Regions from separate parts of the Homo sapiens genome. Here region 2 is linked to region 1. The links are chromatin contacts, found by Hi-C or POLR2A ChIA-PET in ENCODE. All regions are on one chromosome and are shown on one strand. Each heading gives the region's core, a stretch centred on a gene start or an enhancer-like site at or near the end of the contact. The rest is flanking DNA. Distances are from core to core; before and after follow the strand shown. Region 1 overlaps MPHOSPH6 (M-phase phosphoprotein 6). Region 2 overlaps HSD17B2 (hydroxysteroid 17-beta dehydrogenase 2).

Region 1 (2,591 bases), core at 68-2,567:
CCTTATGTGGCAAAATTTACCTTGCTGGTATATGAGTAAATTACAGATCTTTAGATGAGAGATTATCCTGGATTATCTGGGTGGGCCCTAAATGTAATCACTTTTCCTTATAAGGAGGAGAGGTGAGGAAGATTTGACACACAGAAGGCCTTGTAACCGTGGAAGCTTCTGGAGGGATCCCAGGCCTACTAACATCTGGATTTTGTACAGAACTGTAGGAGCATAAATTCTGTTGCTCTAAGCCACCAATTTTGTCAGCTTAAATTTGTTACAGCAGCCACAGGAAGCTAATGCAGCAGGTGTTCTCCCAGAAATCATCTCTCCAGCAGTTACTTTTTCCCTAAGTCTAAAGACTCATCCTGCACATGTGCAGCTTCATGGTCAGCCAAAGATTCAAGGGAACCCAGTATGCAGGTCCTGAATTCCATAGTGTAGCTCCCTTTCAGTGGTATCCTCACCCAGATATTCCAGCCACCACCATAACCCCAAACTTCAGTTTGTGCCTTTATTTTTTTCAACTAAAGCCCCAATGAAACAGTTTGTCTCTTAAGCTCAGCAAGACAGGGTTTTGTGTGAGTCCCCCACTCCCTGCTCCACAATCTGGAAATTGCCTCCAGGCAGAAAGCTCCGCATTCATGGGGTCTACTTCATTTGATTTTCTTCTCTCAGGCATCACAGTCATATGCTTGGATTTGTTCATTATCTGAAAATGGTCATTTTATATTTTGTCCTGTTTTATATAATTATGGTGCAGGAAAGCTAGTTCCATACCAATTACTCCCCTACAGCTAGGGATGGAATAACCTGCTTTATTTTCATCCATTGTGTGATATAAATGTTTCATGTTTCATTCATTATTTGGCCCCTCTTTCTATAGACTGTAACCTCCAGGAGAGCAGAGGCTCCTTTTTTTTCTTTTTTTTTGGAGGTGAGTGTTTGACACTGTCACCCAGGCTGGAGTGCAGTGGCACAATCTTGACTCATTGCAACTTCCACTTCTGGGATGCGAGCAGTTCTCCTGCCTCAGCCACCTGAGTAACTGGGACTACAGGCATCCGCCACTGTGCCCAGCTGAGGCTCTTTTACTGGTGGCTGTTTCCGCAGTTTGATTTAATACACACAGTTTGGTTTAATAAGTGTTTGTTGCATAAGGGAATCTTTATGAGAATCAGAGCCTACTCCGGCAAACAAGCCTTAAAAGCCACATGTTTGCTTTCCTGCCATGCTTTAGGGTTTATGGCCAGGCTGGAGATAGATATGTCACCTTGGATTTACGGTCATGTGGTGGTGACTCAGCAGAGAAATTCTGCTGCAGACAGAAACATCCTGGTCCAGGGAACGCAACCTGCCCCAATGCCATCAGTGGTGTCGTGCTCAGCCCCGTCAGCAGCAACAGTGGTTTTCCTAGGGTCATTCTCTAGCATGATTTTGGTTCTGGTGCAACCACCTAGCGACCGTTATTTCTGCCCGTCTTCCAATTCTGCCCCTTCAGCCTTCCCGGTGATTCTGAGATGCCCAGTACAGCTGGCTCTTTGTGTCACAGATTTTGATATCTACAAGGGGTCCTGGAACCAGTCCCCCTTGGAAATGAAGAGCCTACAGTGTTCTTACAGTAAATTCCTTCTCTGCTGAAGTCATCCAGGGTCAGCCTTTGGTGTTTATAGCTAAGAGCTCTGACTGATAACACTGTTAAAGCTGCTCAAGCCTCTGATTTCCCACTACTTCTCCTGGATTTGTAATAAGAATTTGGTGGGGGCCAAAATCTCAGAAGTCACCACTAAAGAACTTATCCATGTAACCAAAAAACCACCTGTTCCCCAAAAACTATTGAAATTTTTTGAAAAAAATCTGTGTATAAGTGCACCACACAGCTCAGACCTGTGTTCAAGAATCAACGTAAATGCAAGTACAAAAAAGACTGGAAGGAAATATTCAAATATACTAACAGTCCTTTTTATCCTCTTGGTAAGGAGCTTACAGGCAGTTTATAAACTCATACTTTATTCTGCTTTCCAAATTACGTTCCTTAAAATGTGCTGCTTTGATAATTAGAGAATGGAATTTTTGAAATCCCTGAGAACGAAAGACAAAATATGCCAGAAACTTTATTAAAATGATTTGGAGTAGTGTGTCACTGTATACTGTATGTGTATTTTTACATACATATTATTTCCTTTCTGAAAAAGAATTGGAAAAAAATATGGTGAGGGGATGTAAACACAAAAGAAACTTTGCTTCAACTTTGGCAAATTCAAGTTTATTGTCAATACTTTAGATCTTTATATTATGTAGATATTTATGCAAATTAAATGTGGTGTTTAAGAGAGGCTGTGCCTCTAGCTTGCTGCTCTTGTCTCCTAATGCCTTTGCTGACCAAATTAATCAGATTTTATTTTTAACCCTAAGTTAGAAATCTTACTGTATTTTTACTTCATTCTACTGAGAACCATAGGTTGATTATTTTTTTTATTCAAAGTGTTGGCTTTTGTTTGCTGTGCTTTATATATGGAGAAATGCTATTTTTATTTTCCCATTTAGGAGTTTCATAATAGAAGAGCAGAGTTTCTTACTATGTGAAGATCTTCTCTATG
Region 2 (2,591 bases), core at 44-2,543, 97 kb after region 1:
AGGCGGAGCTTGCAGTGAGCCGAGATTGCGCCACTGCACTCTAGCCTGGTGACGGAGGGGGACTCTCTCTCAAAAAAAAAAAAAGAAAAGAAAAGAGAAAGTGGGGAGTTATGCTCTTCCTTCTTTAGGGTGGAATAGCTCTATACATTATTTGGAATTCTGCACAGGAGATTTATCTCTTCTCCCTCGCTTATTAATTAGTTCAATCACTTATTTATATCAGTTTGGACTCATGAATATTGATTTTATACTTTGGATTATGGCTTACTACTTTGTTGTGTTGCTCTAACTCTTCTAGCTTTGGCTATTTAGAGCTTCCAATTGGCTCCCATAAAAGTGCACATTTTTTCCCATTTTACAGGTGAGGAAACCAAGCTTCAGAAAGAATATAAAAAGTTTCCAGCCTCACTCAAGTAAAAAAGCAGAGGTGCCATTTGAACCCTACGTCCATAAGATTCTAAGGCACCTGTTTTTTTGTTTGGTTGGTTGTTTTTGTTTGTTTGTATTTCCTGTCTAACACATTCTCTCTGAATATAGTCAACTTCCGTGAATCAATGACTAGTGTATATTTCACCTATCGTTGTGAATAGGCAATAGCATTTTTGAGGTTACCAATCTGCTATGTATTATACATTATAGAGAAACTTAATCAGCACCAAGGTTAAGAAACAACATCAACAGCTCACCAGAGATCTCCCTTGTATCTCCTTCCAGTTGTCCCCACCCCTCACAGGTTACCACGATCCTGACTTACAACAGCATAGATCCGTTTTACCTGATTTTTGTTTTAAATAGATGGAAATAGGTATCGGTCCTCTTTGTGGCTGGCTTCTTTTGTTCATTCTCCTATGTTTTCCTGTGGCTTGGTTAATAGAAATTTTTTGTTAATGTTCCAACCATGTATTTCACAAGAATTGCTACAAGTAAAGTAACACTTGTAAAAACACGTTAAGCAACTACATAAAAAGTAAATTTACTTAAGATTAGCATAACACAAAAAAGAGAAAACTAACCAGAGATACAACTAAATTGCCCCACTATCCCAAGGTCCCTTTTATCATTATCTAAGGTTTTATCTAAGTAGGGCAGCCTTACTAATGTCCCTTTTTTTCATGGGAAAGATGCTTCCTGGCTGACAGGATGTCATTCTTGCCAACACATGACCAAAAACTCACTCAGCCGCTTCCAAAATATAATGGTACAAGATGCAACTTGCCAAACTTGAATAAAATCCAAGATGTCTGTGATTTACAGTTTTCTATTTTCTGTTTCATTGCTAATTACCACCATTGACCTAGTTCTTTACAACAGAGATGACAAACCCTTGGTACCTGGGCCAGCTTACACTTCTCATTCCACCATGGACACTGTTCAATCAAATCACCTCTCCCTTAGAATCTACTCACTCCAGTACTCCTCACCAACCACAGAGGAAACCAATTCGCCACCCTCACTCACACCAGAGCATTGTGTTATTTTCTAGTTGGATCCACGCTTCTATTGCATGGTTTTCCGGTTGAATCCAGGCTTCTCATTTCTGCTCCATTCTTACCACATCTCTCCCCAGCTCATGAACCTGCTCTGACACCCACTTGTCTGATAGATGGTGGATACAGTACGCTGTCTGGATGTCAATAACTTCTATCATTTGCCCACTGTGGGGGAGTTTTCTACATTTCCCAACCTTAGGACATACCTTCTATTCTACTTGGGCTGATTTCTTAATCATCTCACATATGTGCTACTTACTCCATCCTGTGTGTTCCTGCCTATTCATTACCTCATTCTTTCAATAGCTCTTTGTTGAGCATGTGCCATGTACTCTTCTACATCATGGGGACACGGCAACATATAAAACCATCCAAGTCCCCATCCCATGAAGCTTAGCTTGTAGGAGGTCATGGGAGACATTCAATAAGCAAATGTATTGGCGTCAGGTGGGAATGGGTGTTTGCAACAGAATAGTGACTGGGTGCCAGGATGCCATGTTCACGGAAGAGTGCACCAGGCACAGGGCAGAGCAGGTGCAAAGGCTCTCAGACAGGAACATAATTCTCAGTCAAACAGCAGAGAGGCCATTTTAACCAGAGCAGAACAATCAAAGAGAATAAAAGGAGCTAAATTACAGCAGTAGTTCAAGGCCAGTCCATGTGGCCTTTAAGTCAGTGATTTTCAGTTCCCCCCCAGGGAACATTTGACAATGTCTGGAGACATTTTTGATTGTAAAAATGGGGATGGGCTACTGACATCTGGTGAGGCCAGAGAGCTGCTAAACATCCCAAAATGCATAGAACAGACCCCACCAAAAAGAACCATCTGGCCTCAAATGTTAAGAGAGCCGAGGTTGAGAAACTCTGCTTTCAGCCATGGGGAAGACCATGAGTTTTATTGTAAAATGTGACGAGAGATATCATCAGAAAGTTTTGAACCAAGGTGTGACTTGAGTTGACTTAGGTTTTAAAAAAAATAGAAATATTTCTACTGGACAGCACCCTTCCCTTTCTGCTAAAGACACTAGTGGGGAAAGAGGAAAAAATGACATCTCAAAGAGATGAAGTGGGAGTGGGAAGAGAAAGCAACATTTCTGGAGG

Evidence for each region. Hi-C counts contacts between places; a loop is a spot of excess contacts on that map. ChIA-PET counts read pairs that join two places held with the same protein, here RNA polymerase II (POLR2A).
Region 2: a loop to region 1 is called in a map of Caco-2, with 2.3 times the contacts of the local background. The contact joins two enhancer-like sites. A Hi-C loop is called at or near these places in 1 of 168 maps with a recorded cell type or tissue (Caco-2). POLR2A ChIA-PET finds 5 or more read pairs at or near these places in 2 of 52 experiments (MCF 10A and PC-9).

What each region holds. Positions count from the first base shown.
Region 1 is chr16:82,151,462-82,154,052 of GRCh38, reverse strand. It overlaps MPHOSPH6 (M-phase phosphoprotein 6), which reads left to right. Exons shown (of 5, transcript NM_005792.2): 3 at 2,539-2,591. Among named protein-coding and RNA genes, the nearest start is that of MPHOSPH6, 17 kb to the left of the region's middle. RefSeq lists enhancers at 1,175-1,469, 2,266-2,410 and a cis regulatory region at 2,338. Within about 2 kb of position 1,317, at least 2 of the 41 ENCODE cell types and tissues checked have a DNase peak (open chromatin) inside an H3K27ac peak, as active enhancers do.
Region 2 is chr16:82,054,698-82,057,288 of GRCh38, reverse strand. The region is part of intron 1 of HSD17B2 (hydroxysteroid 17-beta dehydrogenase 2); the gene reads right to left. The region is part of intron 1 of HSD17B2-AS1 (HSD17B2 antisense RNA 1); the gene reads left to right. Among named protein-coding and RNA genes, the nearest start is that of HSD17B2-AS1, 11 kb to the left of the region's middle. Within about 2 kb of position 1,293, at least 2 of the 41 ENCODE cell types and tissues checked have a DNase peak (open chromatin) inside an H3K27ac peak, as active enhancers do.